Regions from separate parts of the Homo sapiens genome. Here region 2 is linked to region 1. Evidence: read pairs that join two places in POLR2A ChIA-PET (ENCODE). Cell type or tissue: A673. All regions are shown on one strand. Each heading gives the region's core, and the rest is flanking DNA. Links, peaks and the distances in the headings are about the cores only. Region 1 holds the start of LOC124901534 (small nucleolar RNA U13). Region 2 overlaps TRERF1 (transcriptional regulating factor 1).

Evidence for each region. Peaks named below come from ENCODE experiments on the same cell type or tissue, not always from the same donor. Only the 100,000 strongest peaks of a DNase experiment are listed, where the experiment ranks them.
Region 2: POLR2A ChIA-PET joins it to region 1 with 14 read pairs; 3 of 35 experiments call an interaction of 5 or more read pairs at or near these places.

The regions. Positions count from the first base shown.
Region 1 is chr6:42,501,444-42,510,931 of GRCh38, forward strand. It overlaps LOC124901534 (small nucleolar RNA U13), which reads right to left and starts at 4,163; the gene lies at 4,057-4,163. RefSeq lists enhancers at 1,019-1,158, 5,801-5,920. In A673, for the core only: no CTCF peak of the experiment used is centred there; no DNase peak of the experiment used is centred there.
Region 2 is chr6:42,255,595-42,265,082 of GRCh38, forward strand. It overlaps TRERF1 (transcriptional regulating factor 1), which reads right to left. Exons shown (of 18, transcript NM_001395490.1): 7 at 9,110-9,260; 8 at 7,726-7,974; 9 at 3,745-4,129; 10 at 2,541-2,607; 11 at 1,369-1,508; 12 at 1,134-1,237. LOC124901316 (a long non-coding RNA gene) reads left to right here. Exons shown (of 2, transcript XR_007059577.1): 2 at 1,880-2,167. Among named protein-coding and RNA genes, the nearest start is that of MRPS10, 42 kb to the left of the region's middle. RefSeq lists enhancers at 1,785-2,512, 4,590-5,110, 5,111-5,631, 5,569-5,618. In A673, for the core only: a CTCF peak has its summit at 5,518 (motif pointing right); DNase peaks (open chromatin) are centred at 4,497, 5,217 and 5,507; H3K27ac peaks cover 802 bases.

The DNA.
Region 1 (9,488 bases), core at 1,021-9,020:
CCAGCTACTTGGGAGGCTGAGGCAGAAGAATGGTGTGAACCCAGGAGGTGGAGCTTTCAGTGAGCCGAGATCACACCACTGCACTCCAGCCTGGGCGACAGAGAGAGACTCCGTCTCAAAAAAAAAAAAAAAAAAAAATAGAATTCTAGGTTTGTAACCATGTTCTCTCAAAATGTTGAAGATGTATTTTATATTGCCTTCTTGTATGCAATGCATTTTTACTGAGAATTCTGATATTAGTCTTTGCAGAAAAAATTTTAAAAATCTTTGGATGCTTTTAGAATTTCTCCTTACACTTGTTCTAAAATTTCACTGTGTGTATCTAAGTGTAGTCATTTCTATTCATCCTACTCAGTTTTCAACCTGAAGATTTGTGCTTTTATTCAACTCTGGAAATTTTTCTTTTAATATGTTTTTAATTTTTCCTCTCTCTCATATTTTCTGCTTTTATTTTCTTCTGGAATGTGAATTGATAGATTTGGGAGCTTCTGGTTCTACCCTCCATGTTTCTAAACATTTCTTTCATAATTTTTCTCTGTCCTGTTATACTACATTCTGGGAGAATCCCTCAGCTATTGTTTCCAGCTCAATAAACAGCTCTTCATTTGTATTCATTTTACCATTTCCCTCTCTTCTGAATACTTTTCACTTCCAAGATCTCTATTTGATACTTTTTCATAATTTCCTCCTTGTCTTATGGATTCAATTGTCTTTTATCCCTGTGATGAAAGGTTCATTATACTTCTCTTAAAATCCCCTTCTGTGAGTTCTATGATCTGTTTCTCAGGTACTAGTCATTTGTTTCATTTTGTTCTTCTCTTTTACGATGTGTTAGTAATTCTTGGCTCTGTGCACATCTTTTCCTTTGAGATTCTCTGTTGCCCCAACTATGGGAGCTATTTATTGCAGCCTTCTTCCAGCAACTGTAGAGGAAGATGATGGGGATGGGCCTATATGTAGCCTTCTGAGTCTGAAGAGACTGTTTCTTCTGGGTGTCAGCAGCCTACTAAGACATTGCCTAGGGACATAAGGATTTCCCCTCACTTCTGAGAGCAGAGATACCTCTGCTAGCCACTGCATGCACAAAGTAGAAAGTGGGAAGGGGCAGAAGTATCAGGCTTCTCCTACCCAAGTGTACAGTACTGGGTTAAAAATAGTAACCCTGCACAATTCATGTTCACCCAGAATCTTATTTGGAAATAGTGTCTTTACACAGAGACTTGGTGTCTGTGTCCAAATCACTATCTCTGTCTTCCCAGTGGGGAGAAGACCATGTGAAGACAGAGATTAGAGTGATGCATGCACAAGCCAAGCCATGCCAGAGACTGACAGTAACCACCTGAAACTAGAGCCTTCAGAGAGAGCAGGTGCCTGCTGACACCTTGATTTTGGACTTCCAGCCTTCAAAACTATAAGAGAATAAATATCTATTGTTTAAGCGTCCCAGTTTGTGGTACTTTGTGATGGATGCCCAAGGAAACTGATACACCAAGTAATCCTACCAATCACTCTTGCCCCACTCTCCACCCCATTTTTCATCTTTCCAATTTTTAACTGTAAGATTCTCAAGTTCATGATAATGTAGAAGCCTTTTCCATCTCTCTTGTAGGTGACAATAACAAATTGACCCGATATCACCCCCTACTTTTAGCCAAGAGAAAGAAATTTACCACAAGACAGTCTTTCCTACTTGGTGTACTTGCAGTTGAAACTCAGTGTTCCCTCCTAGACATCAGGTCATTGTGATTCAACTCTTTGAGTCTCAGTTGATTCATCTAGAAAATAAGAATGATAATACTACCTCCTACCCAACAGAATTATCATGAAGATCCATAAAGATGAGTGTCTTCGTCCATTTTCTATTGCCCTTTTTTTTTTTTTGTCTCGCTCTGTCAGCCAGGCTAGAGTGCAGTAATGCCATCTCAGCTCACTGCAACTTCCCCCTTCTGGGTTCAAGCAATTCTCGTGGCTCAGTCACCTGAGTATCTGGGATTACAGGCATGTGCCACCATGCCCAGCTAATTTTTGTATTTTTAGTAAGGAGGTTGTTTGCCAGGCTGGTCTCAAACTCCTGGCCACAAGTGATCCACTCACCTTGACCTCCCAAAGGGCTGGAATTATAGGCGTGAGCTACCGTGCCCAGCCCATTTTCTGTTGGTTATAACAGAATACCTGAATCTGGGTAATTTATAAAGAAAAAAAAATATTTCTTATAGTTATGGAGGCTGAGAAGTCCAAGGTCAAGGGGCCACATCTGGTGAGGGCCTTCTTGCTGGTGAGGACTCTGCAGAGCCCCAAGGTGGCATAGGGCATCACATGGCGAGGGGGCTGAGCATGCTAGTTCAGGTCTCTCTTCCTCTTCTAATAAAGCCACCAGTCCTACTCCCAGGATAGCCCGTTAATCCATTAACCCACCGATCAACTAATCCCTTCATGAGAGCAGAGACCTCATAACCCAGTCACCTCTTAAAGACCCCCTCCTCAATATTGCCATGTTGTGGATTAAATTCCAACAAAGTTTTGGAGGAAATAAATATTCCAACCATAGCAATAAGTTTGGTAAAGCCTCTTGCAACAGAGCCTGACGCAGAGTTGGGGCATTATATTTTCCTTATGCTAAGTGCCACTAAGATAATATTAGCAACTATGACACATATAGAAAGTAATACATGTCATCACAACTTTTGCACCGGTTATCCAATTCTGTGAAGATACCTTAAGAAAATAACATAAACTACTGAAACTTTACGCTTGAAAAATGTTCACCATAGTAATCCTTTAAAAAAGACACTGGCAGTAACCTGAATAGCCAACAATGGGGGAGTGATTACATAAATCTGCATTTTCCAATGTATATATATTTTTTACTATGCAAATGTTCTTTATCAATTCATATATATAAATATACTTATAAAACTTGTAGTATTTTAAAATATTTTATAATTTCGTTTTCTTTTTATTTAACAGACACATATAATGCTTATTATGTACCAGGCACTGTTCTAGGCATTGTTACAGGCACTTCAAAAATATTTAGAATATTACACTTATAAATATTAGCTCATTGATATATGTTTTACAATTTTTTGTAAAATTGTTTATGTTTAAAAAAGTATTACAATTCTACAAAAAATATTAATTTAATATAATCCAATAATATTCATGTTATTAAGACAAAATTCAACTTTCTGTTTAACATGACACATACTTTAAATCAATTATGTAAGACAAAATATAATTTGTGATTTACATTTCGAAATGGAATTGTTTATTATGGTTAGTTTAGGGACCAAGCCTATATTCAGTATAGATTAAAAGTAACTACATGCAGCTGGGCGAGGTGGCTCATGCCTGTAATCCCAACACTTTGGGAGGCTAAGGTGGGTGGATCACCTGAGGTCAGGAGTTCAAGACCAGCCTGGCTAACATGGTGAAATCTCGTTTCTACTAAAAATACAAAAATGGCCGGGCGCTGTGGCTCACCCCTGTAATCCCAGCTCTTTGGGAGGCCGAGGTGGGTGGATCACGAGGTCAGGAGATGGAGACCATCCCGGCCAACATGGTGAAACCCCACCTCCACTAAAAAAAAAAAAAAAACATAAAAATTAGCCGGGAGTGGTGGCGGGCGCCTGTAGTCCCAGCTATTCCGGAGGCTGAGGCAGGAGAATGGCGTGAACCCGGGAGGTGGAGCTTGCAGTGAGCCGAGATCGCGCCACTGCACTCCAGCCTGGGCGACAGAGCGAGACTCCGTCTAAAAAAAAAAAAAAAAAAAAAAAATTAGCTGGGCGTGGTAGCACACGCCTGTAACCCCAGCTTCTCTCGAGGCTGAGGCATAAGAATCACTTGAACTCAGGAGGCAGAGGTTGCAGTGAGCCAAGATCAAACCACTGCACTACAGCCTGGGCAACAAAGTAAGACTCTGTCTCTAAAATAAAATAAAAGTAACTACATGCTATGGCAGTCAAATGGACAAAAGCTATTGTGATTGCCTAGTGTTTAGAATTTTTGCATTTTAGCTTAAAATATCAACTTTTTTAAATTAAAAATTTCTTTTCACATCAGATGAGTAATGTGCTGATGTCATAACAAGGAAGTTTGAAGGAGTCACATCTCACATATTAGCATGAAAACCCAATCATCACCCTTATGAATCACAAACGGATCTCAACTGTTTTATTTTTGGACATTTTATGTTTTGTTTCAAAACAAAGAGATGAGAGATTTCAGGCTGTCATTTGCAAACAATTTTCTACAAGTACATTTGGAAATGGAATTGGGGTATGGATAATCATTATTCCCAGTAAATGAATTGTTCCTTGCTATAGTTTGAATGTGTCCCCTAAATTTCTTTCTTTTTTTTTTTTTTTTTTTTTTTTGAGACACGTCTCACTCTGCCATCCAGGCTGGAGTGCAGTGGTGCAATCTCAGCTCACTGCAACCTCCACCCTCCCGAGTTCAAGCAATTCTCCTGCCTCAGACTCCTGAGTAGCTGGGATTACAGGCACCCACCACTATGCCCGGCTAATTTTTGTATTTTTAGTAGAGATGGGGTTTCACCATGTTGGCCAGGCTGGTCTCAAACTCCTGACCTCAGGTGATCCACCCATCTCGACCTCCCAAAGTGCTGGGATTACAGGCGTGAGCCACCGCACCTGGCCAGCATAATGTTTTTAAGGTTCATCCATGTTATAGCATGAGTCCGTGTGGAATTTATAACAGTCCAATAGACTTCTTAGGTGTTAGTCCCCAGTGTGTTGTGCTGAGCGGGGTATGGACTGAGGCACTGGCTTATCATCTCCACTAACCCTGTGTGTATCCACGTGACACACATCCAGAGGCTCTCATGCTGCTCAGCTTTAAAGGGGCAATGTTTCAAATTAAAAACTGAGCTACTTTTTATTTTTTGAAATTAAAACAAATGCCATTGCTGTCTTTGACAATGTGACCCCCCCCTGGAAAGATGTTCATGAATCCTCTAGAGAATCACGAGCACCTTATGGGACCCCCATGAGGTGGACCTTTTTGCAGCCATTAGATGTGATGCTCATGAAGACAAAATCTACGAGAAAAATGTTTATGATCTAATGTCACAGGGGAAAGTGTAATACAAGGTCATAGTATGCTATGAAAATTAGAGGAAGACCATTTAAAACTGCGTAAAGACACTTCTGATGAGAAGACAGAAAGGGAATGTACAAAATAATAACAATACCATGCTGGATGGTAGAACCATGGGTACATTTTTTTCCCTCCTGAACTTTCCAAAGATCTGTAATGTGCTTATATTACTTTCATAATTTAAACAATGATCACTGGCCTTGAGCAGCTTTTTGCTCAAGTCAACCTTGGTTCAAGCCATCACAAAAGTACATGCAGACCCTCATGTATCAATAGATAGGAATCTTTAAGTTAAATGATTGGAAAATTACACAGGAACCACTTTCTAATGTTCACTTTGGAAAGATAACTGCCATTGGCTTGCCTTTTAGAAGACAGCTTCTTTTAATGAGGCCCTTTTTGTACTTCATTAATCCACCCCCAACGGCCTTTAATTAGACCAAATTCTGTTTCCCACACACTTCTTTAAACAAAAGAACAGTACATTCATGTAATGTACCAGGCCACCTATTTAGCCCACCTGTTTTAATGTGTTGGGAAGGACATCGGCTTGGTTGTTCAGGAGGTCTGAGGTCTAACCGTAGCTGTGTGGACTCTGGCAAGTGAAACTCCCTTCTGAACTTTTTTCTTTCTCATCTGTTCCATGTGAATGGGAGTCCTGACTTCTATGGAGCTCTAAGTGAGAAGGAAATTCTCAGCTCCTTAAATGATCTCTGTATTTCTCATAAGTAGACATACTCAGGCTGAAAAGCAGGAAAGTAGAAGTGTGATCAAAAGGCTGGAAAGCAGGAAAGGGAAGTGTGATCAAAAAGGGTTCACATGAAAATAAGCAAGACAGGAGAGAAAGCACCGGAGGGTGAACCTCAGGAGACCTGAATTCTACTCCCAGCTCTGCCACTGGTCACTGGCAATCCTGAGTTAGTCATTTCCCTTCTTTAGGGCTCAGTTTCTTCTTCTGTGAAATTAGGTGACAGGTCCTAAGGCCCCTCCGGTCACAAATTCTATATATATATATATTTTTTTTTTTTTGAGATGGAGTTTCACTCTTATTGCCCAGGCTGGAGTGCAATGGCGCGATCTCAGTTCACCACAGCCTCCACCTCCTAGGTTCAAGCGATTCTCCTGTCTCAGCCTCCCGAGTAGCTGCGATTACAGGCATGTGCCACCACGCCCGGCTAATTTTGTATTTTTAGTAGAGGCGGGGTTTTTCCATGTTGATCAGGCTGGTCGTGAACTCCCGACATCAGGTGATCTGTCCACCTTGGCCTCCCAAAGTGCTGGGATTATAGGCATGAGCTACTGCGCCCGCCCCCCTCCCTCCTGTCACAAATTCTATTAATATGTGATGCTATATCACAGGACAAGGATTGCCTATTTAGCCTCACTTGGTTCTTACAGGACCTCTTTGTTATTCAAAGGACTCAGCAAAATGTTGACTTTTTAATCTTTTAATTCATTCTCCCGTCATCTGTGAAGTAAATCAGAGGAGAAAATCCAGATCAACATTCCCATTTAAGCCAGTTTCTTGAGGCTGATACTTAACAAACAATAAACTGATGAATCATGAGATGGCCTTGGAAAATATTAGACACTTAAATCTTCTCAACATTTTTCAGGAAATAGGCTGTAAATGGGGGAAGAAAAAAATGTAAATGTGTTCAAGATGGGGAATTGTCTTAAATAAAAATAACTACATTTTATTTTTAAATTAAAAAAAAAAATACTTCCCCTGCAAGAACACTTAGGATGAGAACAAAAATACTATTAGGGTTTTTTTTCTTTAGAACTCACAGCCAACTCTTGCTAAACAGAGCATTTTGGAAAATTTGCATCATGGCTGCAGATTCAGGCAAGGAGGGTGGTTGGGATGGGTGACTTTTCCAGCCACTTTCCCAGTTACTTGGTTTCCCTGATGGTGACACTCTGCTGTAAAACCAAATGCCACAATCATCAGGGGAAGGTGTGGGGTAAAAGCATGGAGGTGGCAACGTTTATCTTCCGGCTCAGTACCTGGTTGTCTCCTGCAGTGGCAACTCCTCTAAAAAGGTGCCCACTAAGGCCAGGCGCAGTGGCTCACGCCTGTAATCCCAGCACTTTGGGAGGCCGAGGCAGGCGGATCATGAAGTCAGGAGATCAAGACCATCCTGGCCAACATGGTGAAACCTCGTCTCTACTAAAAAAAAAAATACAAAAAATTAGCCGGGCGTGGTGGCAGGCGCCTGTAGTCCCAGCTACTTGGGGGGCTGAGGCAGGAGAATATTGTGAACCCGGGAGGTGGGCTTGCAGTGAGCCGAGATCGTGCCACTGCACTCCAGCCTAGGCAACAGAGCAAGACTCTGTCTCAAAAAAAAAAAAAAAAAAAAAAGGTGCCCACTACACCCATAATCCTTTTTGTTTCTTTCTTTTTTTCCACACAGTCAAAGCTTTTTCCCAGGACAAAACTTCTAAGTGTATTGTTCAGATCTATAAGTGATCGAGCATGTCCTACATGGCGTTATATGTTCCCTATGTTGATAAGCTTCTACAGGATTCAAAGGCAGAATTTTCCAGCTACAGTTACAGTCACCAGCCTGGGTTGAGATAGCATGGGGATGTGAGAGGAAGGGGTGTTTCTAGGGTCTATCCATCAGGGTTCAGTTGCAGAAACCACTAGGGCTAACTTAAACAAATGATTCCTTGACAAGAGAAATAGGTACTTAAAAAATTGTTTGAGGGGCTGTAGGAAGAGCCCTACGGTGACCTTCCAAGAATGACTCCCCAGAACAAGATGGCAGAAGTGGCCCATAAGGGAGCTGCTTCTTCTGTCACTACAATAAGTTGGAGAATCAGGAAATACCAGAAATACTAGGATCACATCGTTCCTGACACCCACAAAGCTAAGAACCAGACACTGGGACTCTTCCCACTTCTGTCACAGAACTCCATTTATCTCCACACATGTGCATGCCAGGAGAATGACAGAGAATAGCAGAACTGTGGCCCCCACCTTATATCTGTCTTCCAAACTCCCAAGTGAGTTTCCTTGATGGACTCAGAACTCAGCTCTAAAGGAGTCTAGGAAATTAATAGTCTTTCTCTTTTTATCTGAAGCATTTAGCAAGGCATATTAGCGGAAAAATTACCCCCACTTGTTTCTGCCCTGGAATCCTATAAAAGTTGATCAACCTTGGGAACATATAACCCATTGTAGGGTATTCTCAACCACTTATAGCTCAGAACAATGCATTTCAAAGTTTTGCTGGGAGTCGGAATGGAGCTGAGTGGGCCTATCTGTAATATTTGTCATGGAGTGGGGAAAAACACAATTCCCCCTAGGCCCCTTAAGGTTCACTATGATACACCAAAGCCAGCCCTGAACATCATCATGTGTATAAGAAGAATCTATGCAAAGTGTAAGACCTTCTGGTGGGGGAGGACTCTGAGTACAGAATATAAATCACTCTTGGCTTCCCAGAGCTTACGCTGACTCATTTGAGAAACAGAAAAAGTGACTGGCAGGCCAACATATACATACACATGCATATAATATACATATATGCACACACATATATATGAAACTTTTGAAAAAAATGCACTAGGGAATTTATTATTTGCATATTTAAAAAATCTACCTTAGATAGCATCAGTATGTAGAGGCTAGGGACATGTTCAATTCCAACATTTATTGAGGGCTGACTGAGTACCAACTGAGGGCTAGATACATCCATGCGGGCTTTTCCATTTAGTCTTCATAATATGTGAATGTAGAATTCCAGAAGCATGAGATAGCTAGACACATAGATATCCTTGGATATATAAAACAGTTATTAGATTTCCCTGGCTGGAAAATTTAGGGATAGAAACTGAGTATGTGTGTAGATGATGCATTTATCTTTATTGAGAAAGTGAGCATTGAGAGGAAGGTGCACTCATTTAGAGAAGATGTCGGATTTCCAAAATCAGACATGTGGGGAATAAATATGTGTAGCTCACATGGCATTGCACTGCTGATGATCATCTTAACTATAATTTAAAGGTTAGATTATAATTTAATGGTGTTATGAATGAAGTGTTATGACCTCGGCATACTGCCTGGTTGATGTGTGCCTGTATATGCACACTTGTGTGTCTTGGGGAGGGGGACGTTCTGTTTCAGAAGTCACCAAAAAGAAAGTTATTCTTCTACTTAAGAGGAAGCAGTAAAACACTAACCCACTGACACAACACATCACAAAACACAGAACACAGAAGTAGCTGGTCAGAACTCTCATATTCAAAGGCAGATCTTCCATCTCCAGCAGCCAAAGACTTAAGCCATGTTCCGGGTAAAGTAACAAGAGGAAGGTGTTTTTCGGAACCATCCTGAGGAAATCAAAGGCTTTTGGGGGGCA
Region 2 (9,488 bases), core at 932-8,931, 250 kb before region 1:
TTAACAAGATTTCCCAGGTGATGTGCACGCACATTGAAAGTCTGAGAAGTGCTACACTGCCACACTGATCTCAAAGGGTTAAGGACAGTTCTCCAGCATTCTAGGAAATACTTGAAGGGTATCATAGTATTGGGACATTTATTTTCACATTTTCATAAAATCAAAATGCAGGAAGCTAGATATACTACCATGTATTTATATAAAGGGGAAACAGAGGTTAGTGATTGAGTGATCTGGTCAGAAGTCCAGGATGAGGCTGGGTGCGGTGGTCCATGCCTGTAATCCCAGCACTTTGGGAGGCCGAGGTGGGAGGATCACCTGAGGTCAGGAGTTCGAGACCAGCCTGGCCAACATGATGAAACCCCATCTCTACTGAAAATACAAAAACTAGCCAGGCATGGTGGCATGCACCAGTAATTCCAGCTACTAGGAAGGCTGAGGAGGGAGAATCGCTTGAACCCAGGAGGCAGAGGTTGCGGTGAGCCGAGATCATGCCATTGCACTCCAGCCTGGGCGATAGAGTGAGACTCCATCTTAAAAAAAAAAAAAAAAAAAAAGGAAGTCCAGGTTGAGCAGGTCAACTGTTAGCTCTGATTTTGGGAAGACAGCACCAAGGCATGGGTTTGGGAACATCTGCAGAACTGTGTTAAAAGTGGAAGAATGGAACCAGTTGGTGAACAGTAAACACTTTATTTTGGTTAGAGGAGAAAAGAGTTCTATAAACATCAAACTTTGGCTGATTTCCATAGTAGGGAAGAAGAATCAGCAGAGTATGATAGGCTATTTTAGACCAACTTCTGCTTCAGTAAAGCCTTCTACCTCCATCACTGGAGACTCAGTTTTCTGATGTGAAGTGCAAGATGTGGAAAAGAAATTCTAATGTCCTAGGACAGATGTACCCACAGTTCTAACTTTAGGAACAGATGTGGAAACAGAAATCCAATTGGAGATTTTTTTCTACAGACTTTAACATCCTGACCTACCCACCGAGAGAAGGAATAGGGAGGCGTGCTGATTGGTCATCATGCGCCGATTGGTCATTACAAATTGGTTGTATGGTACATGAGACAATATTGAAACTTGGGAAAATACTCTTCAGGAATTTGTAAAGCCTCTTTTTCATGGTTCCTTACCATCACATCACCTTTGGCCTCAAACAGAGAGTGCAAAGCAAATTCAGAATTGGTCCCTCCACCTGGCAATGCACTGGAACAGCACAAATTCAGAAGATTCTCCACTGTTGGGAATAAGGAGAAGCCAATGCATCAGAGAGAGCTGAGTGTAATGGAAAACACACCAATCCCAGAGCCAGTGATCTCAGTGAGAGAATCAAACCTCTCCCACCCAGCTCTTCCCATATGCCAATACCTCTTTGCTGGAGGTCATGGTTTTCTAGTTCTGGCCAGGGCTTCCATACCAGTGTGGCCTTGTGTGTGTCCTGGGCCAGGGCAGAGATATCTTGGAGTTCAGGGATTTCTGCTTGGAATCTCAAGCCAATGTTGATGCGTCTTTAAATGACAAGAAGAAAAACAACAATGTGGTCTTCAATTTGATGGCTCAGGCCAAGGGCAACTGTCAGGAACTTGAAAAAGAAGGAAACTAGTTCTTTCTGCAAGAATGCAGGGGCATTTCCTCACAGTGTGACCCTAAGATTCCACACGTGGCCTTTTCACTGGGATAAGGAACAGCTTTAAGATTAGGGAGAAATATTTTAGGAGCAAGGGGGCAGTCGGCCTGGGGCTTTTACAGCTCCCTGTAACTGGGAGAGGGAGGGTGATTATTTCCAACATAACAGTTTCCCAGAGCATGGCCAATGGTGCCATTTAACAACACAAAAAAGGGGACAAATACAAAGCATTCATTTTTTTATCTCTTTCAGATCACTTTCACAGATATTATCCCATCCGAACCTCACAGAGATCTGTGATGTAAGCAAGGCTGGAATAATTACTCCCATTTGACGAGTCAACTAAACCCTACAAAGGTTAACTGGATCAAGATCAAATTACAAAATGGTGTTGGAACTTAGGTTTTTTGATTCCTGACTCAATCTACTCACCACTCTACCACCTGGCCTCTTTTCTGTGCCTATCCATGAAAATAACCACCTTTGCCTCTCCTAATACCACCCACTGCCTATGCAAAATTAAAGTACTTAACAAGCCCATTTGGAGGACTGGCCAAGAATTGGGGAGGAGGGAAGTGAAGACATTCAGAAGGAGCCTCTTAAAGAATGAGCCACCCGGAGGGAGATGCCTGTGTCACTGGGGATGAGAAAGCACTGCCTGTGGAGCCAGACGCAGGGACGCTAGGCTCTCTGAATACAGGGCTTCATGCTTTGACCATGTATTTAGTCTTTGGCAAAGGCCTTGAAATACTGGCAACCATTGTGCAGGGAAACAACAGTACTCAAGAAATAACCACGATCCTACAATTTCTACAACTGCTCTCTCAGTGTAATCCTCTGACTACAAAAGTATTAACTATACTTCTCAAGAAGCTGAGGCTTCTGTTCTAAAGAGTAATTGACTTTTCCTTACGGTTCAACATCTACAGTCTGCTCTCCAGGCCCTGGGGTGACCGTCACGTTGCTGCCATCGATGCTGTCTAAAACACAAAAATCAGAGGTCACTAGTCAACAGGGAAGGAATGTTGAAAAAGACTAAAGCAAATGAGCAGTTACCTAACCAGCCATAATAGAGCTTCTCTCCTACCCAGCTCCTGCCAGAGTTATCCTTGACAGTTTCCAGGGAGCTGGGTGGAGTATGGTGCAAAATAACTTAGGGTTACCCATTTCTCACACAGGGTGAGGAGAAGCCAGCTGTCCCACAATGGTCTGCTAAGCGGTATGATTTCTATGCAATTATTCTTGCTCCAGAAAGAGATCCTAGCCTCTCTATGCTTGATTTTTATAAAGCATGCTAAAATGTCAAGGCTTGATCTTGCATGTAATACCTAATCTTATTTGTACATCTACTGAGTACATTTTCTTTTTTTTGAGACGGAGTCTCGCTCCTTCGCCCAGGCGGGAGTGCTGTGGCGCGATGTCGGCTCACTGCAGCCTCCGCTTCCCGGGTTCAAGAGATTCTCCTGCCTCAGTCTCCTGAGTAGCTGGAACTACAGGTGCCTGCTACCACATCCCGTTATTTTTTTTTTTGAGACGGAGTTTCACTCTCATCCCCCAGGCTAGAGTGCAGTGGCATGATCTTGGCTCACTGCAACCTCTGCCTCCCAGGTTTAAGCGATTCTCCTGCCTCAGCTTCCCAAGTAGCTGGGATTACAGGTGCGTGCCACCATGCCCGGCTAATTTTTGTATTTTTAGTAGAGACGGGGTTTCACCATGTTGGCCAGGCTGGTGTCCAACTCCCGGCCTCAAGTGATCCACCCGCCTCGACCTCCGAAAACGCTGGGATTACAGGTGTGAGCCACCGCGCCCGGTCTCATTTTTTCTCTCTTGCACGATCATTGCTGGCAGCCTTAAAAAGTGGGTGAACATTTCAACTGTTTCCTTATCCCAGAGACTGTAGTGATCACTTTATGCATCTGTCTCCCAATTAGACTGCGATTCCCTTGAGGATAAGGGCTATGTATTCCAAGTCTTTCTTAACACCCAGCAGCGCGTGCTACATACAGCCAATACTCCGCAAAAGTCTGTGGGATAAATGAGAAAGCTAAAGAAAACGAGATGTCCCAGGACTTTACCCAGCACCCAGAGCCCAGGAGGACGCTAAAGGGGTGACTCACTGGAGCGACACAGCAGCACCCGTGGTGTGGGCGTCAGGGGCGTCAGGGGCAGCTGCGGGTGGGCGCCAGGGCCGTGGCCGGAGATGAGGACATTGCTGAAGAGCCCCGAGCCCTGGCGCACCGGGCTCAGCATGGGTGGGGGCGTGTAAGGGGGCAGCTCGTGGGTGGGGTCCAGGAGCAGGTGGTCCCCGAGGACGCGCGGGGAGCGCAGCTGGCTCTGGTACAGGGTGGCGCCCGAGTAGGAGGCAGCGGGGTTCGGGTTGTAGGAGGGCGGCGGCGGGATGAAGAGAGGTTCCGGCCGGTGCCGGAACTTTTTCTTCTCCTGCACGGTCTTGAGGGGCTCCTCGGCTTTGGGCACACTCGGCTGATGCTTCCTGGGGATTTCCTAAAACCGGAACAACGATCTGATTCGAATACTTCAGCTTCCCCCGCAGGCCATTTCCACAGGTTCAGGGAAGGGGGCCTTCTACTGTCTAAGCAGAGAGCCCTTCTGCTTGACCCCCCCACCCCCAACGCCCCCACATTCTGACCACATCCATTTTAGGCAAAGCGAGTTCTGGTTGCTAGACTAGGGAGAAAACTAAGGTTTTGGAAGAAATCCCTAATTTCTGAAAGAGCTGGGGGTGGTAGGAATAGTGGGTGGGCAAGAAGTAATAAATTCAAATTCTTTATTGCTTATCACTACATTCCCATCTGTTTGAGTGGAATCCAGCTGAGTGGGCTCTTTAATTCCCCCATTGCTCCCCAGGGACGGACATCAGGAACAGATACCACATGTTCTGAGAAGGGGACAGAATAATCTCTTCAGGGAAGCTGGGACCGAGACCTGTGAGGCAGGAAGTGGGGGTTCAAGCCTAGCCAAGGTTCCTAAGGCCAGCGACCCACACCGGGCTCTCCTGGGTCACTTTCAGCAGGGGGGGAGAGCCTTCGATGACCTCTAAGGGCCCTTCCATGTGCTCACCTAAAAACGGATCTGGTTAACCTCCCCCGTCACCACCCCTCACTATTGCTCCCAGAACTCGTAGCTTATTTGTAGCAAACTCTTCTCTGAGGTTGGCTTCCTGTCAGGAGAGTTAGTTTATTTTAATGGCAGCGGAACCAAGCATAGTCTGGAAGGAGGATCTGCCACATGGATACATATATACTAATAAGTAAACATAGGCACGTAAACAGATGAGCAGGGCATGCCAAAGCCAAACAGAAACAGACTCGGGTTGTGTGGTAGCATCAGCCCAGAAAAGTCGAGAGCTGGGTGTGGCTGCAGAGGCAGTGTGGTTGGGAGGGGCCACGGGGATACCTGAGGGAAGGTTCTGGGCAGTCTGGGGTGCCCTCTCAGGCCCTGCAGGCCAGGGGCCAGTCACAGCTGCAGGTCCTGGAGACTCCTGAGCCCAGGGTGGCGCCTGGGTAGGAAGCAGCAGGGGGTGATGGGAAGGGCTGGCTACGGTCATGTGACCATCTGCCTCCAGGCCATGTGACCTGCCCCATGGGCTCCTCTGCTCTGGGCTCCTCTCCCTCCAGAGCTTCAGGCTCTGCCCCCTTCTGTTTCTCCCTCAGCTTCTCTGCCTTCCATGGTGCCATCCTGGCCTCTAGGAGAGGAGTCTAGGGAGGCAGAGAGTGGGGAAAGGAGGAGGGGGCAGAGGGTCCCAGGCTCCCGGCTCCAGAGTGAGGTTCCTAACTACCCCCGCCCCCACCCCTCCCCTATCCCCGCGCCTCACCCCCAGGGGACCCTCCTTAGGCCAGCGCGCTCAACCGCCTCTTTTCTCCACCAGAGGGCTCCTCAGCGCCTGAGGCTGAGGCGAGAGAGGGGCTGAGGAGAATGGGGGAAGGAGGCCTGTGCCCCCCCCAAGGGGAGCAGCCCTGAAGATACACTCTGTTCCCGGGTAACAGATAAGATCATCCAAGAACATGCAGACCTTATATGATCTCAACGCAGCACTGCAATCCAGACCTCTGATCACAGGGCCAGAGGTCCCTTTTGGGCTCCCTCTCCTCCAGCTTCTTGTCCTGTTACTCCAGCTCTAAACCTGGATTTTCCGATCCTCCAGGCAAGGCTCTGAGCCACTGGGCAAGAGAAGCCACCCAGGATGTCATATATGGTTGTCACTTGAGAGGAAACACTTACAGTGTTCCACCCCACCAAGCTATTTGGACACTTTGGGGGTGAGGCCAAGCACTGAAAACTTTAAAAAGCTGCCCACAGAGAAGGATGAGAACCACTGATGAGTCCAACCCTATCAAGGTCAGGGGAGGAAACTGAGGCTGTGAGTGGGGGGCAGGTCTCAGCTGTCTTCATCCCAGCTGGCTAGGAGCCAAACTGAGATGGGCACTCGGGGCTCCTTCCTGGATGTTTTAATTTCTTTACATTAAGTGCCAGGGCCTTGTTCCCATGTATTCAGTCCCACCTACATGCTTCCACTTCAGCCTACCGCCCCCACCAACGAGGTCTCTCTCACCCTTCCATTAAGCCAAGTTCATCCCTTCCTTCAAAATCCTGCTCAGAACTCTAATGGTGATCTCCTGAGCAAACTCCCTTGCCCCTCCCCAGTCCATAATGACTTTGGCTACCCAGGTGTATTCTCATCCAGTCACACTTAAAGCATCAATTTCTTGTCTGCCCCTGTCTTTCTCTTACCATCTTGAAGGGGTGGGGGGGGTGTGCCTGGGACTCTGACCCCCATGTGACTATGAACTCTTAATTGAGAGTTCCCCAAGGGAACTATTTCCCCAAGGAAACACTGTTTCTCCTGCCAAAGCACGAACTTCCCTGGGCAAAGAGGGAGCTTGGATGTGTCATTTCATCTCTCTGCCTGTTGCTGACCCCCAAGTCCTGACGGCTTATGAGAATCTTCCCCCCAGTTCTCCATCAGTTTCTCTTCTTTTGAGGACTTGATATTACACCATAAAGGTTTTTTTCTGTACTTTTCTAGTTGTATTCATTATCTTCTCTCCCTCTACCCTGGCCCAGCCTACCCTTATGCCTCCTGGATTCCCAGCAGCTACCTATTCCTAAGGACAAATATGACCCAACATGCCACTTTGTGGGGAGGGGGTAGGTTTGATATTGCCAACCACACAGGTCACAAATTCCCTAGGGGCAGAGAGAGAGAGAGAGAGAGAGAGAGAGAGAGGAGAGAGAGAGAGAGAGAGAGAGAGAGAGAGAGAGAGAGAGAGAGAGAGAGAGAGAGAGAGAGAGAGAGAGAGAGAGAGAGAGAGAGAGAGAGAGAGAGAGAGAGAGAGAGAGAGAGAGAGAGAGAGAGAGAGACAGACAGACGGAAACCCTTCCCAGAGGCAAATTAAGCTGTTTGAGTGAAGCACTTAAAATTGGAGAAAGGAGAACAGTGAGTGAGAAAAACAAATCTCTTTGCTTTCCTGAGATTAGGGGTGGGTGGCTCTCAGTGGAACTACTTTGGGAACTTTAACGAATTAGGTTCTCCAGGGTATTTAAGCAGACAAAAATATTAAGCAACTGGTAAGGCTGCTTGTCAGAATGGATGCCAGGGCTATTGCCTGGAAGCCTGCTGCGCCAGTGGTTACCTCTTTGGTTGTGGATTTGGGAGGTCTGGAGATCCTGGGGAAGGGGCCAGGGCCTGGGGCAACAGCTGCTTACTTTCTGGGATACAGGACTTCCATATTTCAATAATGGCTATGATTGTCTCAGTGACTCCCAGCTGAATGATCGTCTCTGTTTAAACCTGGGAACACTTTCGGGTCTCTCAGAATCTAACCTAGGCCATTAGTTTGGCATTTAATGGGGAGCAGGCAGTGTGAACAAGGGTAGGGTTCCCAATGTGGCCACGGGTTCAGCCCTGAGAGACCAAGCCGTATCCAAGCTCAGGTCAGTGACTCTGGAAGGGCCGCCCCATCTCCAAGAAAGCAAAGGGATGTCCCCACCCAGGCAGGTGGGGCAGAGCAGCAACTCACAGCAGGCGTGCGGGGGGCAGCCCCTTGGGGTGAGTGTGGGGGAGAGAGGGTCATCCTCACGAGCACAGGCATCTCGTCGTCCGACATCGAGCTGGCTGGCTTGTCTCTGGCGGAGGGGGCGGCAACGGTGCTGTTGGTGAACCCCTGAGAGCTGGGCTTGGGCGGGAGAAGCTTGACAGGGACAGACACGGGCATGACCATAGGCGTGAGGCTTTCTGCCTCGGGAGGGAGCTGTGGTGGCGGCGGAGGCGGAGGCGGAGGCGGCAGTGGTGGCTGGGGCTGAGGCGGCAGGACCTTCTCTCCTTCCTCCTACACAGACAATAAAGGCTTTGATCCTGGGCTGAGAGCAGCTCTCACAAGGGGGATGCACTTTGCTTTTCCCGAAAGGTTCCAGGACATCAGGTATGGGTGATAGAGAACCGCTGCAGGGCGATTTCCTTCCTGCAATCCTGAGTCCCTTGGCTGGAGTGATGCCAGCTGATGGTGGAAGAGGCTGGACTCCATTTTTTACAGTTAAAAATTCTTGACCATGCATTACTTGTGTATTAAACTATTTTAAAAAAATTGTGTGGTTGTCATGCTTTTAAAGAAAGGGACACGGACTTGTAATCAGTCCAAAAGAAGGTACGATCTTGTGTAGGAGTTTTTAATTCTATGGGCCTTAGTTCACTCATTTGTCAAATGGAAATAGGCATTCCATCCTAAATTTTATTCAGGTCAGGAAACCACACTGGAGATACAAAACATGTACTTTTAACAAGTAAAGACAAAAGCTTTTTTAAAAAACATAATCTGGCATGGCCAGGAGATGGAGTGATCTGGGTAATCAAAAATTCTGTTCAACAGAGATTTAATCCCATAGATTTAAATTAAGAGTAACAATATTAAAATAATTCTGAGAAAATTTTTTGATTTTAATCTAACTCTAAAATTTGTGGATAGTTTACTATCTGGATATCCTACCTGGATAATCCAGAGGGTATTTAAGGATCTTTGGATGTTGAGCTGAACACCACTGCATCAGTAAATAGAAAATTCTGGCTGAGAGCCTGATGATTATATTAGCTTTCTCTGGCAATTGACCACTAATCTGGAAGGCCCCAGTGGGCCTGGTCTTGGGTGTGTCAAGCAGCAGAAGTTTAAAAATAATATTGCATTTACATGTTTTCCTTTGCTGTCTTCTCCAGGAGGCAGAGAGAGAAGCTGGGATGCCCTAAAAGGCTTTCTAGCGCCTCTGATTTTGACCCTTGCTCATCATAAAGCTGGGGAAGTGGGGCTGCTTGACCTGGCTGGCTCCCAGCGCCAAAGCCTAAGCATTCCTGTCAAGGGAGGACTGTGCCTCGCCAGGTCCCGCATGGGGCTCACATCACTCTCTGTCTGACGGCAGCAAAGCAAAGCAAGCAGCACACGACCTAGAAAGGACCGGGAACTGGCTCCTGCTAACCTGTTTGAGGTTGGGGGAGGCCCTCATTCCCCCGTGGGACCGCATGTGGCCATTCAGGGCAGGCAGGTTCTTGAACTCCTTCAGGCAGATGGAGCATGTCAGCTTGTTCTTGGCATCAAACTGCTCCCCAAACGCTCCTTTGGGTTGGCCACTGCTCAAGGGAAGAGTCAAATGGAGAGGACACATACGTTGAGGAAGGGGAAACAGTGACTTGCCACAAGACCTCATACCCACCACAAACCCATTTCATTCATCCAATGATCCCATTGTCCATGGCACCACTTGTATCACCCCAGTGCCCTTTAGAGAACAAAGTTCAATTTATAGATGAAAAACTGAGGCTCCAGAGTGGGAAAAGGCCTTCTCAAAGTCATGCAAG